2 separate regions of the Homo sapiens genome follow, and region 2 is linked to region 1. Evidence: chromatin contacts called from ENCODE Hi-C or POLR2A ChIA-PET data. All regions are on one chromosome and are shown on one strand. Each heading gives the region's core, a stretch centred on a gene start or an enhancer-like site at or near the end of the contact. The rest is flanking DNA. Distances are from core to core; before and after follow the strand shown. Region 1 overlaps CDYL (chromodomain Y like). Region 2 has its middle 35 kb from the start of KU-MEL-3.

Region 1 (7,234 bases), core at 1,305-3,804:
ATTCCATGAACTTAACTTTTATTTTTAAAATACAAACCACCATGCCTCCTATGGTCACTTTGCATGTTCTCCATAATATCACGCTGAATGTACACATAATATTGTGCTTTTTGGTAGCTCTGCGGTCATAAGAAAATCGGATGTGTCAGCCAGTGCCTTCTGGGTCCTGGCTCCGTTTTCCCGTGTAGGCTTTTCCCTGGCTCCACTTGTGAGCCCGCTGGTGCCTCGCCGGGTGCAGCTCACTCCTCCCTCCAGCGTTGAATTCCCTTGGACAGAGGCTGTGGGCTTGTGGCGCTGGGATCAGTAAAAGCAGAGGAAAGCTAGATCCAGCCAGGTTTAAGTGGAGATCTCCTTTGTTGAACTTGATGTCACTTTAAAAGTTCACTTTCATCAGCTCCCTGCTCCGTCCACTCTCCCTACTCCACACAAAAAGCTGGATTGATATTCTTGTGAAGAGCCAAGTCCTGCTTTAGGAAAACCAACTTGTTTCTTCTTTATGTGACTATATTTTTGTCAATGTGAATTTTCCTTAATGTAGTCTGGCAAGATCAGAAAAATAATTAGTTACACCAGAGTCACTTAACCTTTCCTTTTCTTATTTGCATTTAAATTAATTTTTATGTGGATAAAAGCTCTTCCTGTGTATATTTTTCATTTCTCTGGTGTCTTGTCTCATGTTCCTTAAAACTTGGAGGCAAAGGACTTCATCGTAGCAAGTTTCCAAAGGAAAAGCGGGAAGCAAACAGGAAGATGAGGTTTCATATTAGGTCACCAGGTATCTAGAGCAGCTGACTTTGTGACGAGGATTCGTGGTTTGCAGTTTGCAGGGTAATTGCAACAAAAATATTCTGCACCTTTGTGGTTAGAACAAAATTCTTTCAAGTTCATGGACAGCATTAGGCTTTTGAAGTCTGCCAGAACCAGTAGCTGCCACTGGGTTTTAAGGACCAGGAGACTTCTCTCCCCAAAAGTGAGGTTTCTTCTTCCTCCCACAGAGGGAGACCGGGGGCCCTGCCCAAGCAGTGCCCCAGGGGCAAGAGGATTTGGGAGAGAACAAAGTGAGCCAGTAAACATGCCCCATGACCCTGACCTGTACCCCATTAGTCCTTCAAACGAAGGTGCCATTCAAATGAGAGAGACCTCAGCCATGGAAAGCAGCACACTGGCTGCCCAACTTCAGGTCCCTGCTGCCTCCTTCTCCCCAAACGTTCCTTTGACAGTCCCTACATCTTATGTGATTTTCCAGCTGTTTGATATTTCCAGATTAGTAAATGTCCTTTAAAGGAAGAGTTTTGTTTAATTATAAAGTCTTTTTAGACTAATTATGTGGCAAATATCAGCCTCCTTCCCTGCCATACCCAACAACAGCCTTGAATTCAATTCCAAAGAAACAAATTTAACTTCAGTACATTGCATGGCAAACATTTGAGTGTTCATACATTTTGATTTCAAGTTTAAAACACACTTGGCTGAAGCCCACAGAAGCAGGGGCTACTTGGGAGAGGACCGTCCCAGGCTTGAAGGCAGCCCCTGCCTCGCCTCTGGTTCCTTGTGCCTTGATTTGCAGCTCCCTTGGTTAAGCCTTTATGGTCCTGGGAAGTTTCTACTAGGCAGAGAAAGCATTTCTGTAAAGGTTTTCTTTTTTAAAACAAAACGAGTCTCTGTGTGCACCACATCCATTTCTGGCATCTCAGGGCTCACTATTCAGAATGGCCAGTTCCCATTCCCTGAAAAGGGAAGGGGCTCTTTGCTCCAGAGCATGCTGGTTCATTCATACCCCGTCCAGAAAGAGCCACCAGCTTCAGGTGAAGTCACCATTCCAGGCAAAAGTAAAAATAAAATTTCAGTTCCAAAAAATGCCTTCAGCCTATCAAAATCTAAGTTTCGACTTACCAATATCTATTAATATTTTAGAAGCAGATTTTTTTATACAAATATATGGGCATGGAGGCAAGGATATATGAAATAATTCCTTTTACTGTTTTTCTGTAGAATTACCTTCTTATTACCTTGACTTTGATCATCGCTTTTATGTTAATTTATTGCCCCATCCGTGGTTTCCAGATGTCAGCCTGGGCAACGGCTATAACAGTTTGCCTTCTGTTCCATAAGGCAGATGAAATTGGAGCTACTCAGATTTTGGAAACAGCTGTTCCTTATCATTGAGAGACAGTTCAGCAGTTTTACCTTTTCATGAGTCATCAGTTACTGGGCCTAGGAAATGTATTTCCATCTTGTGTCATTGACCCCATATCTTCAAAAGATGACACAACTGAAATAGCTTCATGTAGTTCTTCTAGGCTTATTTCAAGAGTCTGCTTAAAAGGTTGTCTGACACTCTGATCATTAAACCCCAGTGTGATCTTTCTAAGAATGCCTCAGGCTCTCTCATTTAGAAAGACTTAGTGCAACTCATTCATTTGAATGAGTTAATTCTTGCTCAATGCAAAGATCCCACAAACCTTGGGGGCTAGGCTGAGGTCCAGCCGCTAAACTCTGCAATTCCTCACTCTCCTGTTCATACACACACAGACACAACCCTCCTCACCTCCCTGACCTGCCCCTGCCAAAAAATATGAGTCATCCGTCAGTGTCTCGGGGAGTTGAGTGGGGAGCTATCTCAGATGCTGAGTCATGATTTTCAGAGAAGATCTGAACAGATTGCTGTGGTTTTAAATTGCTGAATTGTAGAGAGCATCTAGATTGTTATTTTCAGTATTAAAGATGGGGGTCAGGTTTAGAATCCAGCAAGTGAAAAGCTGTCCTTACTCTGCACTTCTGATCTAGAACTCAGCCTGCACTGAAGGGACTATCTTGTGTTTCTTCTTTTCTCCACTGTGTGAAATCATAACAAGAAACAACCTCTGAGCATAAGATCAGCTTCTAGTATTTAGGGGAAGAAAATGCACATTCCTAAAGTGGTATGACACCAAGCTACCCTACATTGAAAAGCAGCCTACTTTTCCAGCCTGATCTAAAGCAAATCCCAAAATAGCATGGGCTTGATTTATTAAACCTCTGTCCTGTGCAGAGGCTGCCCCACGCCTGACCCCACTGTCCTCCGAACTCCTGCTGCAGCCGTACCCTCCAGCCCTCAGTGGAGCAGGATGTGGGTACAGGCCTGAGCCCTGTGCTGTTTGCTCTTCTTGTTTGCAGGTCGCATGTCTTGAGCCAGCCTGTGACACTCTTGTCTCTGTATCCCCCAGACTGTTCAGTCCACTTCCACATAAACTCAGGAAATAGCAATTATTGCCAGATAATCAGTGAGCTGTCTGAAATCATGAACCAAGGCCAGACCCAGATCCCAGGGTTTTTGTGAACCCTAATCCACCACCGTACACTTAACACCAGGCAGTCTTAGTATGCCCTGGGCCAGATTTCCTCTGTGACAGCTTCTTGATTTGTCTTGTGAAGCCCAGAATATGTACTGGGCTCCTGTGTCTTCGAGGGAAGACAGGTTGGGGAGCAAGATGTGTTGTTTATAGAGCCCGAGAGCCACCTGCAAATTCCAGTGCAGCTCATGGCTGCATGTTACCCTGTGGCCTTCACGTAGGGCCTGTAGTGACAGCCACTACATGCGTGGGCTCCAGGCTGTCACCAAACCTTTACAACACGTAGTAAATAAGTCTAGGGTCCACAACTGCTGGGGAAGGCCTTAAACAAATCTCAAGTCTTCAGGATTTCCGTAGCATTTACATCTTGGTAAATTGAATTCCATAATAGACTTTTCCTTTGCTCAAATATGCAATGTTTTGAGTAATTCCCCATTTATTTTTCATTTTAGAAACTTCGTGAATACTTTCATTCAATTTAAGAAGCCCATTATTGTAGCAGTCAATGGCCCAGCCATTGGTCTAGGAGCATCTATATTGCCTCTTTGCGATGTGGTTTGGGCTAATGAAAAGGCTTGGTTTCAAACACCCTATACCACCTTCGGACAGAGTCCAGATGGCTGTTCTACCGTTATGTTTCCCAAGATAATGGGAGGAGCATCTGTGAGTACCTTTTTAAAAAAAAAAAAAAAAAGTCATTCTAGAAAGCTTCCTGAAGAAATCTAGTTTGGTTATTGTTTTTCTAAAGCTGTACAGTGTGTCATTCTGTGGGGACTTTCCATCTTGTAATTCAGATTTGGGTTCATAGACGTTGTTGACCTTTGTTGCATCATTCCCTAGAGAAGGACTTCATTCACTGAGGAGCCTACCACTTTGCATAATTCACATGGATATCTACTGTTAGTAAATACCCAATCAGTAACCCAACCAACAATTTGCAATTGAAAAGTTCTTCACCTAATAACTTAAAAACTGCACTTTTAAGAGAAGGCAATTTTAAGAGGGAGCAAAGTTACATAGGATTAGAGGGTTGTCGTCCATATAATTGTGTGTTTTTATTTCTTTAACTGTTTAATCCGTTCATTATAGTAGTTTGTGTTTGTATTGTAGCTTGTGATTTATCAAGCAGTTATTCACATCTCATTCTCTAGTCCTTGAAATAGGGCAGGAGGTGGTGTCACAGGTCAGGTTCTCCAGAAGCAGACACTGAGATGAGTTTGGCACGTGGAGAATTAGCAGGTAGTCAGTACCTGTGGAAGGGATGGGAAGGAAGCAGGACCGCACAGAGGAAGAGGTCAAAGTGATACTATGCCCATCATCCTTAGGGGTGGGATGTGCGGGAAGCGTTGCACCCTGGACGAGGTGGCTCCCTACAGCTGAGGGCATCCCTAAAGGCGCCCTGTGGCCGTCTGCTAACAGCAGCACCCGCAGCCAGGCAGCCAGGCCTCCCCAGGAGCGATCATGGCAGCACAGTTCCATGTCCACCACAGTTCACCCCAGGGCCATTCAGATCATTGATGCACCTTTTGGGGGCCAGCTCCTTCAGGTTCCAAGGGGCTTTCTTTCTGGGAGAAACTTAGAGGAAGAAGATTAGGCAGCAATAACTTGCAGGCCAGAACCTGAAATGTTTAACCTGGATGTTATAATCAGTGGGTAAAAGTGTGATGAGAAAAAGGATATTTGGATCCTCTCATTATTTGCAGTGGGAAAAATAGTAACTTTACAGTAAAGAAACCTGGCAGCTACCACCTTGCCGAGTGGTCAGAGTTCACAGAAATAAGACAAAAGCCAACATGAAGCACTGAGGGGAACACAGCCTTCGTCGCTGCGTGGGATTTCTCCTGAAGGTGCAGCAGCTCAGTCTCATCATGAGGAACGTCAGGCCCAGACTGGGGGGCAGTCTGCAGACACCCGCAGTGCTCCACCAAAGCGCCAAGGTCGGAGAAGACGTGGAAAGACTGAGGAACCGTCTCAGACTGGAGGAGACCAAGGGGACACGACAGCTCAGAACATCAGGGACCCAGGATGGGCTCCTGGGCCAGAGAAAGGACAAGAGTGGGAAGGCTGGTGAAATTCACATCATGTTTGTAGTTGAGTGACTAGCACATTGTCAGTGGCTTTGGTCATCTTAAGATGTTATGTGACATTTTTTAACCTAGGGAGAGCTGCCTGAAGGTTTATGGGAACTCTGTACTACTTTTATCATCTTCCTGCATCTAAACGTACTTGAAAACCAGAACGTTTAAAATAAAGGAATACAAGAGAGGAGGAGGAAGGTGACTAGGCCAGACTGTGTCCCCCAGTGCCGCACTGGTCTCAGAGCTGCCCTGCTCCTCACCTTCTCACACCCCAGGGTAGTTCCCCTCACCCATAGCTCCCACCTCTGCTGGCTTCAGCAGCCGCCCAAATGCTAAAACACTCACCCCCAAGGGATCTGTGGCCTGCTCACTGTGCCCAGCTCAGAGTTGCTGCACTTGTCCACTTAACTGCTATAGTTGATCAGGAGAGGAACAAGCAGCACCGGCCTGCATCCCATTTCCCAGGCCACGTGTCCTTCCAGATAGAGGTCTTTGTACTGTATGTGCTACAAATCAGAAAACGCTGCTGCCCACCATCATGGAGCCACCTCCAAACTGGCACCTCTCAGGCCGTGCCGACGCCCTACCAGGCTGGCGGCTGTGGCAGGTGCTATATGTGACTTAGCCACAGGACTCTCGGGTCCTGTCCCCTGACATGGTCTTTGCTGTGAGGCTGGTGTTCTGGTCACAACGCACCACCCTGAGGCACCCCATGCTGGTGGACTAGACCTTCCATAGCCACAGAGAGTGATGCTGCCTGAGGATCTGCAGGTGGGACAGGCAGACTCAGACCCAGAGGATATGCCCATGCCTGTTGGAGCCGTCAGCGTGCTGCCCAGCGCCCACAGGCGGGCCTCCCTGGGAATGGTGTCTTGTGGGCCGATCACATTGGCATCTCCTGCTGGCAGGCTGGACACTCAGTAGCAACAGCGACTGCATCAGCCTTTGGTAAGTCAGAGACTGTGCTGTTGAGGCCCCTCTGGCCAGCCCTGGGTGGCCAGCGACCACCAGCCATCTCTCAAAGCTGTTCAGTGCCCCCTCCATGGCGGATGCTCTCAGGTGGACATTAATGTGAGACAGCAACCTGCACGCTTCCCATTCCTCCACCCACCACACGCCTCTGTCCAGGACACCCACCCCTGCTGGCAGCTAGTGTTATTCTAACCTTGATCCACTTTTTTTTCTACACCAGGGGGTGACCAGGTGCATCTGCCCCCAGTGGGGGCATTTTCCTCACCACATTCTCTTTGAGGCCTGCTGGATGAGGCTCTGGTGAAGTTGCTGTCCCCTTTTTGGCTTGCCCATCCACCCAGTGAGCCAACCCACCCACAGGCCACACTCGGTCACAGGGAGTCCCCCCATGGCTGTAGGTATGAGCTGAGGCAGGGCGCAGGTACTCAAGGGTCTGGGGGTGACGCAGGGGTCTAGGCTGCCGGCCCATGCCCTCTGGAGCTTGCCAAGCCCAGCTGTGCATCTGCCGCGGGCCCTGCCTGACCTTGCGCCTGTGGGGCTGATGGAACTCAGCTCGTGGTGGTCACTCCCCACATGTGGTCATGTGGGGTCCCGTGGTCGGGCGCTTTGCCTCTCCCAGTCCCAGCCAGCACTCCAGGCATGCCCTTCCCTGCTGTGGATGGCCCCACCGGCTGTGCTGCCCTCCTCCCTCTGGCACTGACCACAGGCTCCATATGCATCTTGTCCCACCCCTCCCTACTCAGCCCTGGCCTTTCAGCCTCACTCAGCAGGGCCCCCACCTCCCTCGTGCTTCCAGTAGCCATCCCAGCAGCCAGGTCAGACCATCTCCTGGGAACCTAGCAGGGCCAAATC
Region 2 (6,924 bases), core at 3,969-6,468, 290 kb before region 1:
TAGAGCACAGGCAGAGTAGATTTAGCATACTTCTTAAGGGCCTTAGGGTTTTCAGAATAGTAAATAAACATTTTCTTCAACTTAAGGTCACCAGCTGCATTATCCCCTAACAGGAGAGTCAGCCTGTCCTTGAAGCTTTGAAGCCAGGCATTGATTTCTCCTCTGTAGCTATAAAAGTCTTAGTTGGTGTCTTCTTCCAATACATGGCTGTTTCTTCTACATTGAAAATCTTCTATTTAATGTAGCCACCTTCATCAATTTTAGTTAAATCTGCTGGATAACTTGCTGCAGCTTCTCCATTAGCACTTGCTGCTTCACCTTGCCCTTTAAATTACAAATACGGCTTCTTTCCTTAGACCTCATGAACCAACCTCTGTTGCTTCAAACTTTTCTTCTGCAGCTTCCTCACCTCTCTTGGTCCTCAGAGAATTGAAGAGAGTTAGGGCCTTGCCCTGGATTAGGCTTTGGCACAGAGAAATGTGGTGACAGGTTTGATTTTCTATCCAGACCACTAGAACTTTCTCCATATCAGCAATAAGGCTGTTCTGCTTTCTTATCATCTGTGTGTTCACTAGAGTAGCACTTTTAATTTCCTTCAAGAACTTTTTCTTTGCATTCACAAGTTGGCTAACTCTCGGGCACAAGAGCCTAGCTTTCAGCTATCTCAGCTTAATCATTTCTACCTTTTGATTTAAAATAAGAGACATGAAACTCTTCCTTTCACTTGAACACTTAGAGGCCACTGTAGGGTTATTAATTGGCCTAATTTCAACATCATTGTATCTCAGGGAATAGGAAGGCCCAAGAAAAGGGACAGTGGTGGGAGAACAGCAGGCTGGTGGAGGGGTCAGAACACACACAGCATTTGTGAATTACATTCATCATCTTCTATGGGCATAGTTCGTGGCCCCCCAAAACAATTACAATGGTAACATTACAGATCACCAGAACAGATATTATAATGATGGAAAAGTTTGAAATGTTGTGAGAATTGCCAAACTATGACACAGAGACGCAAAGTGAGCAAAGGCTGCTGGAAAAATCATGCTGATAGACTTGCCCCACACAGGGTTGCCACAAAACTTCAATCTGTAAGAAACGTACTATCTGCAAAGTGCAATAAAGCAAAGCACAATGCAACCAGGTTTGGTTGTGAACTCTTTAGCCCCTTCTCAGATGTCCAAGAGAAAAACAATAAATAATAATCCTTTTGTAGTTCATAAGCTGATGGTTGGGTTTTCACGCTCATGTGTGAGATGTGTTCCTTCATATCTGTCAACACACTACCGGGCTGTTGTGACAACAAATGAGTAAACAGGAGGCACAGGCCCATTGTATTGCATGTCTGGAAACAATTCTCTTCTTATAACACAGCTAGGGTTCATGTGTATCATTTCACAATCTCATTCAATAGTAGGTAGTGATTTCCAACAACAGAAAGTGCACATTTCCAAGCCACACAGTCAAGGACCTCCACAACCTGAGTTTCGAAACTTGGGGAGAATTGTGTTAAGTGAACAAAAAGGTTAGACATTTTAGGTGGAAAAAATCATACTGGCAAAGGTGTGGTGGTAAGCAGGAAAGGAAAATTCCACAGATGCATGGCCACCATGGCTGGAGAAGAGGGTTCCTACAGCATACAAAGATGTGGCTTTCCCATAGACTAGGTGCCATCTCTAGGGAATCACTCCCTCCTCTCCCCAACCCATGTGGTCATGCCTGCTTCTCAATTCCTGACAACTTGGGTTTCTACCACCTGTTAGCACTGCTAACTTACACTGCTTTGTATTGCTAATGATTTTTTCCTACGTGGTGTATCATCCCAGTTCAGTGGTAAATTTCCAAAAGACAGTGATACCATCTAGTGTGAAAGTTTACCCGGATCCTGGCTAACACAGTGAAACCCTGTCTCTACTAAAAATACAAAAATTAGCTGAGCGTGGTGGCATGCGCCTGTAATCCCAGCTACTTGGGAGGCTGAGGCAGGAGAATCGCTTGAACCCAGGAGGCGGAGGTTGCAGTGAGCCAAGATCATGCCACTGCACTCCAGCCTGGGCTACAGAGTAAGACTCCATCTCAAAAAAAAAAAAGAAAAAGAAAGTTAACCTGGAGCAGGGACTTGAAAAGTATAAACAACCGATTCCTTCAGAAAACAGAGAGAGGGGCACTCGAATTATTAATAAACAGTTGGATTAAGATCAACCTCTGGAATGAAAATGGCTGATTAACTTAGTTGTAAGTCACTTATGCTGATTAGCAGCAGATGAAACCTGCTATATTGATAGAGGTTTGTCAACATTACACAAAATTTAATTTAAAAACCATTCCATCAGTAGGATAATTTTAATAATCTGATGGTACTGAAGCCTTTGTCACACTAAATGATTTTTTTAAAGTTCTTTTTCTTATGTAGAAGATAGGATCAAGCAAACACCTGCAGCTGGTCACATGTGCATTACTATGTGACTCTACAGTGCCCCACTGAAGCCAATGTCACTTCCTCCAGGCCCCAGTCAGTCATCCTCCCACATTCCACAGTGCCTTTGTCCAGACCTGCTATGCTGTAATCTTGCAATAACCTTTGGAGTTGCCTCTTTTTATTCAATGAAGTCTGCTGTCAAGCAAGGAAAGCTGGTTGTAAATGCAGCATTCAGGGATGCAGGCCAAGTTCATCGCACTGAAGTCCTATCATTGTTAACAAAAACAAAATAATTGCTGCATGTTGACATACCGCAAGCAAGGGAAGTAACTAAACTGACATCAGTGGAATGGGGTGGGAGGGCCATGAGATGAGACAATCTCTACATTGCATTAACAACCTCTGTGTCTGCATTTATTCCAGCACCTTCCTTTGAACTCATTATGGTCCTCTCCAGACAACCCTCTCATTATCTCAAGGTTGAACTACTTCTCCTGGAACAGTGTCTCTTCACAATTATGATGGCTCCAGACATTTGAGAGGGAGCCAGTTTCCCTTTAGAATACATTAGTGTCTTTCAAAAGTAAATAAATGTTTACTTTGTCAAGCAATTAATTAAAAACAGCAAAGTAGGTGAAAGAATGACAGAAAGAAAGAATAAGGAGGTGTTTTAAGGAAAATCCTGTTGGAAACTTTAGGTGGAGAATGACACCCATTCTTTCATTCATTTGGTTTTATGCTGAAAGCAGACAAGGTATTTTACAATAAATGATATATGAATTCTAAAAATATTAAGGGAAGGGAAGCAAAACAGCAAGAGACAAGAGACAAGAAAAGAGACAAGACATGAAAAGGGTGCAAAAATTCTGTCAGAAAACCTAGGTAAAAGGAGCACAAATCTTAGCTCTGTGATCCCAATCAGGGACTACAGGGGGAGCTGACCAAGAGCCACAGGAGGGGTTCCTAGCCCTGGCTGTGCCTCGGACTCAAAGGGAGGGGGCATCTTCAAAGTCTGGTCATCTCACCCTACTCAAACGCACTGAATCAGAATCTCTAGGCCTTAGACCAAGACATCCGTCTAATGAAAGGAAGCACAAAAAACCATCAAGAGAAACAACCTTTAACTCCCAAAGGAATTTATGACATATGGTTTTCTTTTAAAGCCACTAGACAAGGAAATGGACCGCAGTCAATAACAGATAAAGAACACCTTCAGAGATGTTTGTCACAGGGCTGTTTCTCACACCAACCCTCAATAAAGGCTGAGGACATAAAGGGTACCTTAAGCCTTGGAAAGAACTTTCTCCTCTGCAGCCAGCCTTGTGCTCATCTCATCAGAGCAAGCATAAGGACTAGACTAGGGGATGTTGGATGGCACGTGCTTTGGGCTTCTTCGCCTAGGCTTGTGGTGAGACCCAAATGAGTAAGGTCATGCACATAGCAGGTATCCAGTAAACATTAGTTGATTATTGTTATCATCATTACTTTTTTTTTTTTTTTTGAGACAGAGTCTCACTTTGTCACCCAGGCTGGAGTGCAGTGGCACAATCTCGGCTTACTGCAACCTCCACCTCCTGGGTTCAAGCAATTCTCTTGCCTCAGTCTCCCGAGTAGCTGGGACTACAGGCGCACACCACCACACCCAACTAATTTTTGTATCTTTAGTAGAGACGGGGTTTCACTGTGTTGGCCAGGCTGGTCTCTAACTCCTGACCTCGTGATCTGCCCACCTCAGCCTCCCAAAGTGCTGGGATTACAGGCGTCAGCCACCACGTCCGGCCAAAGCAACCTCGAATGGGGCCAGATACCCAACACATGCACGAGTTTTGCTCTGACCTTGGCCTGGAACACTTTGGAACAGCCTTTGTCTCCCACCCACATTTCTGATGACCCATCAGAAAGCTCAGCTAATTCCTCAGAATCTGTCATCAATAATCTCATAAGGTTCCCTTTCTTCGGAACATGGCCTATGACATCCTTTTTAAATGTTCTCAATTCCTGTGAAAGGCGGTTCTTGGCCCTATAATCCCAGCACATTGGGAGGCCTAGACAGGTGGATCACCTGAGGTCAGGAGTTCAAGACCAGCCTGGCCAACATGACAAAACCCCATCTCTACTAAAAATACAAAATACAAAAATTAGCTGGGCATGATGGCGGGTGCCTGTAATCCCAGATACTTGGGAGGCTGAGGTGGGAGAATCACTTGAACCCAGGAGGCAGAGGTTACAGTGAGCCGAGATCACGCCACTGCACTCCAGCCTGGGCAACAGAGTCAGAGTCCATCTCAAAGAAGAAAAACAAACAAACAACAACAACAAAATTGGGGAGGTTCTTCCCGGGAGTCATCTCTTTTCAAGTTTGTTATTCAAGAGAGTGTAAAGGTTGAGAGTTAAAACCATACAGATGTCATAAACTGCTGCCCAGACAGTAAGTGACAGTAAGCTCACACTTGCCACCAGGGCGGTAGCCAGCTTCTGATCACTCGTGAAATAAAAGCCAAAGGGCATCCCACGGGCAGGTTTCATTTGCTGAGGGTGTGAGGAATTGGCTCTATGGCTTTTATATAGACTCACAGGTACCAGTCAGTAGCAGAGGGCGCCTGTAGCCAGGACCAACACTTCAAAGTGTCCTCCTTGGTAGAGGCAGTGCCATTCTGGAGAATGAGGACATCTTTAGGACCTTAGGTGAGGTCTGAAAGCCCTGGACACTGCGGGACGCTAGGCAGCCAGGCACCCTTGGAACCGAAGCCGCCTGGGGAGGCAGGAAGCCGCAGCTCGTGCTGCTGTTGACGCCAAAGCCGCCTGTCCCCACCCCCTCTCGCTCCCGGGAGAACCGGGCAGAGGGAAAACCTGGAGAGATGGAGCTGGAGTTGAGGAAGGGAGCTTTGGCTAGACCCCGGATGGGCAGGAAGGGGAGAGAGAGAGAGACTAAAATTGAGTGCAGCATTGGTTTTAGAAATAACTTTAGGAATAACTGAAAACGCAAAGCTTGAATGTCATCTTGGGGTGTGAGATAGCAGCCACAGTCCCTTTTTAACTCTGCTTATAAATATGTTTAACTAAAATGGCTTTGACTACAGTAATGCCCACAGCCGGTCACAGGTCATAGCTGGAAAGACCAGCAGTGAAATCTCTTCTTTAAAGCCAACACATTTTCTCTGTTCCTAAAATGTTTTGCCTACCAAGCCCAGGGAGCCCCACAGAACACACCTCCTACGTGGAAACCAGATGCAAATTCTATGGTACAAGTGGTTCATCGGTACCTTTGGAAATCCTAGAACTAGAGACCTGTCAGCGGGATGTCAATCCTCAGGGAGATCTCAGAGCATTTCACTAGAAGCCGGTGTGGGGCAAGTCATGTCAAACATTTCTGATAAGGCTGTGATTTCTGTAAGGCTTGTTTTTTACATAAACATTTTTAAATCATATTTTTTCAGATAATAAAAGCAGTATATGCTTTCTATTTTTTAAAAAAGCACTAAAAACAATAAATAAATTAGATCAATGCACCCCTACCATGATCCCAATCCTTAGAGATAACCACTGTCAACTGTTTGATATGTACTTATCCACATTTTTCTCTGCATATATGCTATCTTACAAAAGCAGGATTTATATCTATGTACTCAGATTCTTAGTGACTCACATTACTAGGAAGGTGATCTTCAAAAGTAAATTAATTTTTAAAGTAATTTCAGTTTAACTTTGATGTTCACATATGAACGTGTCACTTTTTTAACTGAGCATTTCACTAGGAGAACTCAATATCATCATTTGATAGTGAGGCAGTATTGCGGTTCTCATACAAAAGATAGCAGGCAGTAATTATCAAATAATCTTAGTTATTTGTATAGTTAACAAAAATGATCTAATATTAAGCAATTATTGAGTCCATACTAACTTCTAGGTACTGTCATAAGCATTTTACTTACGTTAACTCTGAAGAACAACCTTATGAGAAAGGTAGTAATATCCTTTTTCAGGTGGAGAAAAAGAGGCTCAGATAAATTAAATAATGTTCCCAAGGTCACACAGCAAGTAATTGCTGCACAGATATTGAAATGTATTCAAAGCAACATCAATATATGTTCTATCCTGCTACCAACTGTTCAAGTCATCAGGTTATAGTTATGAAAACAAGCAGATAAATAAATCAACATGTTTAAAATTGTTTTGTGATTCAACTATGTATATTATGGAGTTCTTAGTGACAGTGATGAGTTTGTAGTCCATCCCCAGGTACTTACCACCAGTGTGACCCTCAGCAGATCTTTTAGCTGAAACACAGCTACAAACTGAAGATGCTGTCTATAATAACACTGGGCTCACGGAGCTAAAGTGAGGTTTAAAGAAGGCAATGTATATGAAATCTCCTTGAAAACTGTAAAGAACTATCTAATATGATGTTAAGGACATATTTATGTGGCAATTCCTCATTCAATTACAACAGGCTTTATAACTTCACATTTATAATAATTCCATCAGAATACAACAAATGCAGAATT

The links. Hi-C counts contacts between places; a loop is a spot of excess contacts on that map. ChIA-PET counts read pairs that join two places held with the same protein, here RNA polymerase II (POLR2A). Pooled maps may share reads with other maps.
Region 2: a loop to region 1 is called in a map of HCT116, with 4 times the contacts of the local background. The contact joins two enhancer-like sites. A Hi-C loop is called at or near these places in 3 of 168 maps with a recorded cell type or tissue (HCT116, Right ventricle myocardium inferior and mammary epithelial cell), 2 of 37 single-sample maps with no recorded cell type and 18 of 50 pooled maps. POLR2A ChIA-PET finds 5 or more read pairs at or near these places in 1 of 52 experiments (OCI-LY7).

The regions. Positions count from the first base shown.
Region 1 is chr6:4,939,762-4,946,995 of GRCh38, forward strand. CDYL (chromodomain Y like) reads left to right here. Exons shown (of 7, transcript NM_004824.4): 5 at 3,785-3,995. Among named protein-coding and RNA genes, the nearest start is that of LYRM4-AS1, 60 kb to the right of the region's middle. RefSeq lists an enhancer at 7,178-7,234. Within about 2 kb of position 2,555, at least 10 of the 41 ENCODE cell types and tissues checked have a DNase peak (open chromatin) inside an H3K27ac peak, as active enhancers do.
Region 2 is chr6:4,642,558-4,649,481 of GRCh38, forward strand. It overlaps the pseudogene LOC124901549. Among named protein-coding and RNA genes, the nearest start is that of KU-MEL-3, 35 kb to the left of the region's middle. RefSeq lists an enhancer at 5,098-5,392 and a silencer at 5,098-5,392. Within about 2 kb of position 5,219, at least 11 of the 41 ENCODE cell types and tissues checked have a DNase peak (open chromatin) inside an H3K27ac peak, as active enhancers do.